Regions from separate parts of the Homo sapiens genome. Here region 1 is linked to region 2. A link is a contact called in ENCODE Hi-C or POLR2A ChIA-PET data. All regions are on one chromosome and are shown on one strand. Each heading gives the region's core, a stretch centred on a gene start or an enhancer-like site at or near the end of the contact. The rest is flanking DNA. Distances are from core to core; before and after follow the strand shown.

Evidence for each region. A loop is a pair of places that touch in the nucleus more often than their neighbours do. ChIA-PET counts read pairs that join two places held with the same protein, here RNA polymerase II (POLR2A). Pooled maps may share reads with other maps.
Region 1: a map of B cell shows a loop between it and region 2 (14-fold over the local background). The contact joins the promoter of KLRK1-AS1 here to the promoter of PRH1-TAS2R14 in region 2. A Hi-C loop is called at or near these places in 6 of 168 maps with a recorded cell type or tissue (B cell, CD4-positive, alpha-beta T cell, ascending aorta and 2 more), 2 of 37 single-sample maps with no recorded cell type and 19 of 50 pooled maps. POLR2A ChIA-PET finds 5 or more read pairs at or near these places in 5 of 52 experiments (CD4-positive, alpha-beta T cell, MCF 10A, activated CD4-positive, alpha-beta T cell and 2 more).

Annotation. Positions count from the first base shown.
Region 1 is chr12:10,362,496-10,367,151 of GRCh38, forward strand. KLRK1-AS1 (KLRK1 antisense RNA 1) reads left to right here and starts at 1,274. Exons shown (of 4, transcript NR_120430.1): 1 at 1,274-1,538. RefSeq lists enhancers at 1,745-1,794, 2,255-2,324.
Region 2 is chr12:11,170,172-11,175,182 of GRCh38, forward strand. PRH1-TAS2R14 (PRH1-TAS2R14 readthrough) reads right to left here and starts at 1,440. Exons shown (of 5, transcript NM_001316893.2): 1 at 1,251-1,440. SMIM10L1 (small integral membrane protein 10 like 1) reads left to right here and starts at 1,023. Exons shown (of 1, transcript NM_001271592.2): 1 at 1,023-5,011. The coding sequence starts at 1,186. The coding sequence ends at 1,392. It overlaps PRH1-PRR4 (PRH1-PRR4 readthrough), which reads right to left and starts at 1,454. Exons shown (of 10, transcript NR_037918.2): 1 at 1,251-1,454. It also overlaps a transcript of PRH1 not described here.

The sequences.
Region 1 (4,656 bases), core at 24-2,523, 810 kb before region 2:
AGGTTATAAATGATGCTGTCTCCTTTGTTTGGTGTACACTCGTGGCAAAACTGCTGATGAGTATACCCTTTCTGCAGGAAGTAAAAAAAAAAAATGGCCACACTAAATAAATCTATGTTCAAGTGCTATTTTTTTATGGCACTGGGGAACAAGCATTTCAAACAATTTGGTGGCAGTCTGTATGGGGATACATTCTCCTCCAGGGGTGGTCTCCAGTCCTCTCTCATGAGGGAGTGCACTCCCCTACCTCATTGAAGGGGCCCTCAGGAATGACAAATTGAGACAAATAAACCCAGACTCTCAGCAACACAGAGAGAAAAAAAAAAAAAAGAAACTGGCCAGCAACCTAGCTTAAAGGATCCTCACATACTGTGGCGACAACTTTGTGCACAGGCCAAGAAAGAAGAAGCTGTGGGAGCCAATAAAGTATTTCCTTGGTGATCGGGACTAAAAAAAAAAAAAAAAAAAAAGCCACAGGACGGTAAAGCATTCCTTAGTTAGGACGTACCAAGGAGAGAGAAACTGCAGGGTCAGTAGATTATTCCTTAGTCGGGATGTCTTGGAGGTTAAAAATAGGTGAGAAATCCCCATAGAAGGGGTGTTGAACCTCAGAAAGAGGTGAGAAATCCCCATGAGGCGGGTTGAACCTCAGAAAGAGGTGAGGAATCCCCATGGGAGGGGGGCGTTGAACCTCACACAAACTCCCAGTAGTAAGAAAAATATTCAGAACCCCCCTTTCCTTTCTTCTTGGGGGAAGAAAGAATAGCCCCACTGCCACCAGTCCCTTCCCTAGGGAAAGGGGAAGGAGGGGGAAAACAGCAGCATAGGTGGCTGGCATGGAACAGGAATTAAAATAAATTACAGAATGTGTAAGCAAAAACTCAGTTGTATATAAGAAAACCCAATTCCCCCCTGAGGAAGAGAAAGAGCCGGAGTCCTTTAAAAATTAACTGCCTGTTTTCTGTGGCTAGTGAGCCTTATCTCTCCCTTTCCCAGGCATTATGAAGACCCTATTTCTCTAGCTGTGCAGCTGCAAGGTCACTAGACAGATAAACTCAAGTCATAAAACATGTTTTTCCTTGAAAAGAAATGATGTCATGTATGTCTCAATTGAATAACTGTCTTTGTTTCTTGCTTCTGTTATACGCTTCCCCCTGCACAAATCTTCCCCCACCCACGAAATGCTTAAAAGGTAACTTGACTCTTTGTTTGGGGCTCAGTCCTTTGGATGTTAATCCAAGTGGACCAGTGCACCTAAATAATAAATATCCTCCTCAATCCCTTGGTCTCTCTGATTCCTTATATATCCCGATACATTTCTGGGGGCTCATCAGGATTGGAGATGACAGATTTACTGTCCCCTTTGCCTGCGATACTAGGTCCCCGGGGCCAGGAGAGACCCGGCATCCAAGGTGTGCCACAGCTGAGCTTCACCCGGATATATAGACCAGCTCTCCCCACGTCCCAGCACCCTGCCTGGCAGCGCAATGGAACCGAGGATGGGGCTGCAGGACGATACCAGCACTTCAGGAACTGTGGTAAGGAGTATAGGCCCAAGGCAGGAAAGCCCGTCCCATAGGGACAAAGGGGAGCTTGATCACCTCCCAGGGACTGACCACTAATCCAACCCAGAGTGGCTGGGGGCAGCAGGAGTGGCCTGCCAATTTGGATGAAGCTTATGTCCCCACTAACAAAGTGAAAGTGGTTCACTGGATCTGGAGACAGGAACTGGGAGTGGTGTGTGTATGTGTGTGAATATGGGAGCCTAACTAGGCTCACCCAGGTCATGAGAGAGGCTCATTCCATCCGATGAGGACTCCTGCAGTAGGAGTGGTGTATGTGTGTGAAAGTGGGAGCCTAACTAGACTCACCCGGGACATGAGAGAGGCTCATTTCGTCCAATGAGGAATCCTGGGGCAAGGAAGGTGTGTGAAAGTGTGTGAAAGCGATGGTCTCGGGAGAGGCCAATGCAGGGAGTGACGTGGGGAGGCACAGATCCCTTAGCACGGGCTGTGTGCTCTGAGGCGAGTGTGGGGGGAAATCAGACCTAGGACATTGCATACAGCTGATAGGACGAGCTTTGCAGCTGTAGCAGGCTGTGACAGGGGAAGACACCTTCCTGGCTAAGCAGTGTCCGAAACTCCTGTAATAGGACCGGGTCTGCTGGACCTGAGAGTGAAAGTGAGAGTGAGAGTGAGAGTGTGCCGCAAGGGAGGAAATGGGAGGGAAAGCGTCAAAACCAACTCCTTTGGAGTGCATGATAAAAATTTTAAAGAAAGGATTTAGAGGTGATTGTGGGATGAAACTGGATGTTCAAAAGTTAAAGACATACTGTGAATTACAATAGCCCTCTTTTAGTGTCAGATGGCTGGCCGAAGGCACTGTAGAGAAATTGGCCGTGTGTTTTAAGGTGGTGACTAGGGTCGGAGGACAGCCAGGGCATTCAGACCTAGTCTTTATATTGACTCATGGCTAAATGTACGCAGCCCTGCCTAGCAGTTTATTGTAGAATGCTCGCAGCTCACGCCGAGATAAACCAACTGTGCTGGCAGCTACGGAGTTAAAGGGAAAGTCACAGAGGCTTCTAGCACCACCGATCCAAAAGTGAAAGTGAAAGTCAGCTGCCCTGGAAGCTATGCAGACCAAAAAAAAAAAAGAGTCTCAGGAAAGAGAAAACCAGTTTTGCAAGAATCACAGGATGGAATAGAGATCCTTCCTACCTATATTCCAATCTATCCCCCCTTACCAAGGCTAATTGCCCCTAAGGAGGTAAGTTCAAACAGATACATGCTCCCACTCTCACCTGAGAAGGAGAAATCGGAGCTCCAGGAAGTTAAAACGAAAGGCTCAAAAAGGTAGGCAGGCCGTCTCAGGTCAAGTCATGCCCAAGTTATGCTTCTGCCTCTTAAGAGGACAAGCAGACCCCCACTAGGACCCAGACGATGCAGTCCAGCTTCAGCACCTACAAAAGTGCCGAGAAGCACTTTTACAAAGGCTAAAGGATGTTAAAAGGAAAAGGCAACCAATATAAAAAAATCTCAGAAGTGCTCCATGGTGCAGATAAAAGCACCAGCCAGTTTTATAGGCATTTTGCTTGTACACTCTGTTTAACCCCGAGGCTGCTGAAAATCAGTGAATAGTAAATACGGCATTTGTAAGGCAGGCCCAAGGAGATATCAGGCATAAATTGCAGAAGTTAGAAGCTCCGTAGGTGTGAATGCTACTCAGCTTATTAAAGTGGCTACCAAGGTGTACATTAACTGAGACCAGGAGGCAAAGAAGAAAGCTGATTGGAGGCTTAATAAAGGCTTATTTACAAGCAGCAGCCCTTATGGGAAGAGAGGCTGGCTTTGCAAGGAGGCATAGATGCGGGTGTGAATGCAGTTGTGGAAAAGGCTAGTCTGGACAGCAATTTGAAAGCCAGCCAAGGCTAGAGAGAGATTAATGTACATGGTGCAAAAGAAAAGGACACTAGAAGGATAAATGTCAAAAGAATAAGGAGAATGGTCAAGGCCATGGTATGAAAAAACCACTGGCCAAGGGCTACTGCACCCAGGAGAAACCCAAGACTGCTGTGAAAGGCAGGATATAAAGGGTCAGAAAAAAGCTCAGATCTGCTCGAAAAGTGTCCAGTACTTAAGCTTTTACATAAGCCAAGAGGAAAGATGGCTTAGTAGTGAACAAAAGCAGGCTGTTTGTGCACTTCCTACTCCAACCACCTGGCGTCGAATAACAGAGTTCCTAAGGGCAGCAAAGTTCTTCCGCATTTAGATCCCAAATTTCTTGCTTGTGGCTAAGCCATTATACAAAGCCACAAAGAGGAGGAAAGAAGGACTCCTCCTCTAGGAGGCCAACCAGAAGAAGGCTTTTCAAAAAATCAAAGAAGCCTTGACTCAGATCCCAGCTTTAGGACTGCCAGATCTAACTAACTAAGCTTATCTTCTTGAATGTCCACAAGTGAAAGGGAGGCCATAAAGATTCTAACTCAAGCCATAAGGTCATGGCATTGCCCAGTGACACACTTATCCAGGCAGTTAGATTCTGTGGCACTTGGATGGCCTCCTTGTTTTAAAGCACTAGCTGCTACTGCCCTACTGGCACAAGAAGCTAATAAACTGACTTTAGAGATGGTGAATACCCTAAACCCGGCTACCTTGCTCCTCATCGAGTCAGTGCCAGGAGACCCCCTTCGTTGCTGTGTAAATGTGATAGATGAAGTGTTCTTAAGCCAGAGAGATTTGACAGATACATCCCTCAGGGACCTGGACATTGAATATTTTACTAATGGAAGCAGTTTCATACTAAACGGAGTCCGCCAAGCTGGGTATGCAGTGGTGACTTTGGATTCAGTAGTAGAGGTGCAGTCTTTGCCTACAAAAACTTCTGCTTAGAAAGCAGAACTAATAGCTCTGACAAGAGCTCTCTGGCTAGCCAAAGACCAAAAGACAAATATTTACACATATTCCAGATATGTTTCTGCCACTTTGCATGTTCATGAGACTATTTACAAAGAAAAAATAATTTTAACTGCTGAAAGTAAAGAAATAAAGTATAAGGAAGAAATTCTAGAGCTCTTAAATGCTGTATAGGCCCCAAAAGGTGGCAGTGATGTACTGCAAGGGGCACCAAAAAGGAAGAATACTAAAGGCTAAAAAA
Region 2 (5,011 bases), core at 190-2,689:
ATGAAATGTGCACCATTTAAATAACAAAAGTATTGTGGCTATTAGAGATTCACTGTGCTGTTACTCTAATGGTATTAAGAGTTTGGAAGTACAGGCCGGGCGCTGTGGCTCACGCCTGTAATCCCAGCACTTTGGGAGGCTGAGGCGGGCAGATCACGAGGTCAGGAGATCGAGACCATCCTGGCTAACACGGTGAAACCCCATCTCTACCAAAAAATACAAAAAATTAGCCGGGCATGGTGGCGGGCGCCTGTAGTCCCAGCTACTCAGGAGGCTGAGGCAGGAGAATGGCGTGAACCCGGGAGGCGGAGCTTGCAGTGAGCCGAGATCGCGCCACTGCACTCCAGCCTGGGCGACAGAGCGAGACTCCCGTCTCAAAAACAACAACAAAAAAAGAGTTTGGAAGTACAGAGTAGTATTCCAGCTCTTGGAGCCTAGCCACAGGTTTCACAGATGCATCTCCATGCAGAAATGGCTGAAGCTTCCACAGCTAATCTGAACTTTTTAAGGGTTTACATGGCTGGGAATATAATTTTGTATGTATGTCCTTATGTATATACGCGTGTGTGTCCACTAGTTTTTTGCTTGAATGTTTATCATTCCTGTCACTTGCAATTTAAATATTCCTAATAAATAGAAAAATCCAAAGACTAAGATTGTGATCCTTTTTATGTCTATGGTATATTATGAATACAGAGACCTTGTGCTTTTATTGGCGTAGGAATCATCTTGCCCTAATATTAATATTATGAAATCAAAAGGGTAAGATTCCTAACATCCCACATAACACAGCAGACAAACTAAAGTTTTAATCTAGCTTTGGCCCTTACAAATTTTGTGCCCTACGGCAAGTTACATCTCGCTTAGATTTTTTCATTTTAAAGTGGAACTATCTGCATGGATGTTCGTACATGCTATATAACACATCCTATTCCAGAGCCACCTACCATCAGTTGAGCTCTAAATGGTAAATGCCACAGTGAGAAGCAGACAGGAAGGGGCGGAGCGCCAGCGGCGCCCGGGGCTACGCGCCGCACTGCACCGAGCGGCGGCAGCGGCAAGCTTGGGTGTGAGCCCGGGAGCCGCTTTGCTTACCGTCCTGCCGGTCCCAGCCGTCGCTAGGAGGTCCGCGGGCCCTGCGGCAACCCTCGCTACAGACGCTGGGCGGGCGGCGACACCTGGCTCATGGCCCCCGCGGCGGCTCCGTCCTCCTTGGCCGTCAGGGCCTCAAGCCCCGCCGCGACACCCACCTCGTACGGCGTCTTCTGCAAGGGGCTCTCCCGCACCCTGCTCGCCTTCTTCGAGCTGGCCTGGCAGCTGCGCATGAACTTCCCGTACTTCTACGTCGCGGGCTCGGTGATCCTCAACATCCGATTGCAGGTACATATTTAGAGCCATGACTAAGCTAACGGCCTCCGGGGCCAGCATGATGGCCGACTCCCAGGGTCCGTTGCGGCGCGGCGGAGCAGCCAATGGCGAGCCCCACAGTCTCGCGAGAGTGCTCAGGCGCTCTTCGTGGCTGCCCTCTTAGCTGCTAGCGGAGCTCCTCAGGGGGCGGCCGGGAGCCTACAATCCCTAGAAAGAGAATACGCTGTTCCGGAAACAGAACTGCAGTTAAGACCCTCGAAAACATCTAAGAAAGTGTGCATCCTAAAACACCTGACGAATTTCAGAATGTGACAAAGCGCAGAGGATGCATTATTTCAAAACAAAACAGAAGGCTAAAATTTGCAGGAAAAAGAAAATCAGTAAACCGGGAATCCTCGGACTGGATTGTAAGCAAGATTTCAATGAATAAGAAGCTGAAGGTATTAAGGCTGTGATATAGAAGGTACATATTTCATCCCACAAGAGAAAACAATAATAATCAGAAATTTTCGGTGAAAAAAACGCAAAACTGTACAGGAAAATCATCCTCCAAGTACCAGACATAAAATGCTGCAAGCTTTTGAACTAATGGCGAGAGTGTAAGAAAATGGGCTCTACTTCAGTGATCCTGTGGCAGGACGTGGATCAAGACTTGGAACCGCAGAAAACGAAATCCCATAGTAGCACAAAGCTTGGCTGTTCAGTGAATAACATTTAAATAATCGTAAAATACAAATGTTGTTTATGGTTTTTATTGTTTAAGGGCATACTTAATTATGGTTACAAAGTGGAGTGCAAATGTTATTTACCATGTTTTAAAAATACAGCCGGAAAATACAAGTGGGAATGTTGAAGGAGGGCGGGGGAAGTAAATGGAATGGGGGTTATGTCCTTATAAAGTGGAAACTTGAAAGGTACTGTCTGTTGTTGAGTGGGGAAAGACATTTTTATTACTTACAGGGTAGCCATAAAGTTTCTAAAACGGTAATATATTAAAGAGGGAGAGTGGTAGGGGAGAACAGTATGAAGTCAACAGGAAATGGCTAAAGATGGAGAGCTCAGGTAGAATAGTTTAAAAAATGAAAATTGATAGAGTACCTGGTGTATTTGAATACAGCCTAGAGAGCTTTCATTTTCCAAAGAGTGTGGGGATAAATTAGTGAATGCATATTTTTCAAAATTAAGAAAACAGAACATATAATTTTGAACGCTGAGAAAAATAAAAATTTAAAAACTACACTGTATACACGGTATACCTCAACTGTGAATAATAGTAGTCATGTAAAGTCAGTCATAATTATGTAAATACTGAATACTGATTTTACAACAAATGATTCTATAACGCTGGGAGGATGGGAGAAAAGAGATGTGTGTGTGTGTAATGGTGGTGAGCCAATCAAGATCTGATATAGAAAAATGCAGAAAAAGGAGTATACACATGTTTTCTTCGGATTAAAAAAACTAATAATAAATCACCAAGAGTGGTAAAGTTTTAAATCAAGATCTGATATAGAAAAGTGCAGAAAAAGTAGTATACGCATTTTTTTTTTCAGGAAAAAATTAACTAATAAACCACTAAGAGGGGTAAAGTGTTAAAATAGTTGCATTGTTCTATATTCCACTCATTGTGTCCAGCAAACAGTGTTCTATGGCTTTAAGTAGTAAGCATCTTGCCCCGTCCAACACCATGTCTGGCCTAGGGTAATTGTTCTTTCTAGTCTTTATTCTTTGTCTCCAGCCAAACTCCATTTGGGCACATTCTCCTATAGCCTTTTCTACCTGAAGATACTCTGTGTTTTAAAGCTAAGCTTAGGTGGCGCTTTTTCCATTAAATTTTTCCTGGATTCCACTGACCATATAGGAGCTCACTTCTTTTAATCCATAAGGCCATTTTCATAGGTTGCCTTATTTTTCCCTAATCGTGCATCAACTGTCTGTTTTATATACCCAAGACAGGTTTCCTAGACTGCGATAAGCCAAAACATTTTAGTCTAAAATATCAGAAGTGTAGTTTAATCAATGAAATAGTAATACCAAGGGATTTAGAATCGTGGACATCACTGTTTCCCAGAGCACTGATGTCCCAATTTGTAACACAAAAGACTGTCTAGTCTTAATCCTGAAATGGTGACAGAGTAGGATGCTCCATTTGGGTGACTATGTGAACATATTCCTATAACTTTTTTCCTCACATCAGTCATTTGTTAAACCGAAGATGAAGAAACAGACTTTGTATTTATTACATCCTCCAACATAATTGGCAGCTCTGTGAGGGAAGACACTATATCCTATTCAATTTTACACCCGGTAGTAACAGTATGTGTGTGTACTGTATATATACATATATATATACATACACATATATAAATTTAAGTAGTAACTATATATGTATATATGTATAGTTACTACTTACTATATATGTATACAGTATATAAGTATATATGTATAGTTACTACTTACAATATATGCATAAAGTTACAGCTTACATTTACCTCGTAATATATGTATATATATATATTAGGAGTTAAATGTATTAGGAGGTAAATGTAAACTCTGTGGTTTATCATTTATTCACAATTGCTCTTAATTCTTGGGGTATAGTTTGCCTCCTACATGATGCAATTCAGTGAAATTCCCAGGAGACAAAACAAGATTTTGACCTGAATAAACCACTTATTGTTGTAATTCACAAGTGAGTTTATTCTTCCTGGCACACTTCCAGGTAATATCCATTAGGCTAAGGATTTTGTTTGTTCACTGTTCTATCCCCAAGCCTAGAGCACTGCCCAGTGCGGAATAGCTAATAAATATTGTTGAATGGATAGATGAATGGCAATTTTGTTGGTATGCTCTACATAGTCAGCAGTCAATAAAGGAAACATATATTCGTTCCTGATAATAAGATGATTCACTTTATTGCCCATAAATTGGGCTTTTTCAGGCCATCATGCACGTTGATTGATCCAGAGATCCCTCAAGCATGAAAAAGCAGAGACATAGGTGGTATAGTTATTATCAATAGAGATAAGAAATGTAGCTGGCAAAAAAAAAAATGGGAAACGATGCGTTACAGCTTATTTTAACTATAAAAGGAAAACAGTGAACATAGCAACATATGTAACCTAAGGGATAGGGGAAAAGTTGTTTTTTTTTTTTTAATTCTGGGTAAAAATACATGTGATTACTTGACAAATAGCATATCATTACCATCAGCATCATTTTTAAAATATATTGAGTTTTTAATACCAGGAACTATGAAAAACTATTTATATACATGAGCTCCGTAATTCTCACATATACCCTGTGAGGAAAACATTTTTATCATTTTTCAGAGAAGCAAACCGGGATTTAGAGAGGTTAAGTAAATTCCTAAGGTCATGATAACCAACCAGACCTCAAATGAATCTCCAGTAATTCCTAAAGTTATATTTCATAAGGAGTTCAATTTTCTTAAATGTGTAGATAATTACAAATAATTCTGTTTCTCAAATTTCTGGACAGAAATATTACCTGGGTAATAGTTATTTTTTTTAACATAACTATTGAGGGTCTTTCATACTAAAATATAAATATTTAACATGATTTGATATGTAAGTTCAAGTATTTTATACTCTCTGCAGCCTTAAACCTATTGGCTTATTTT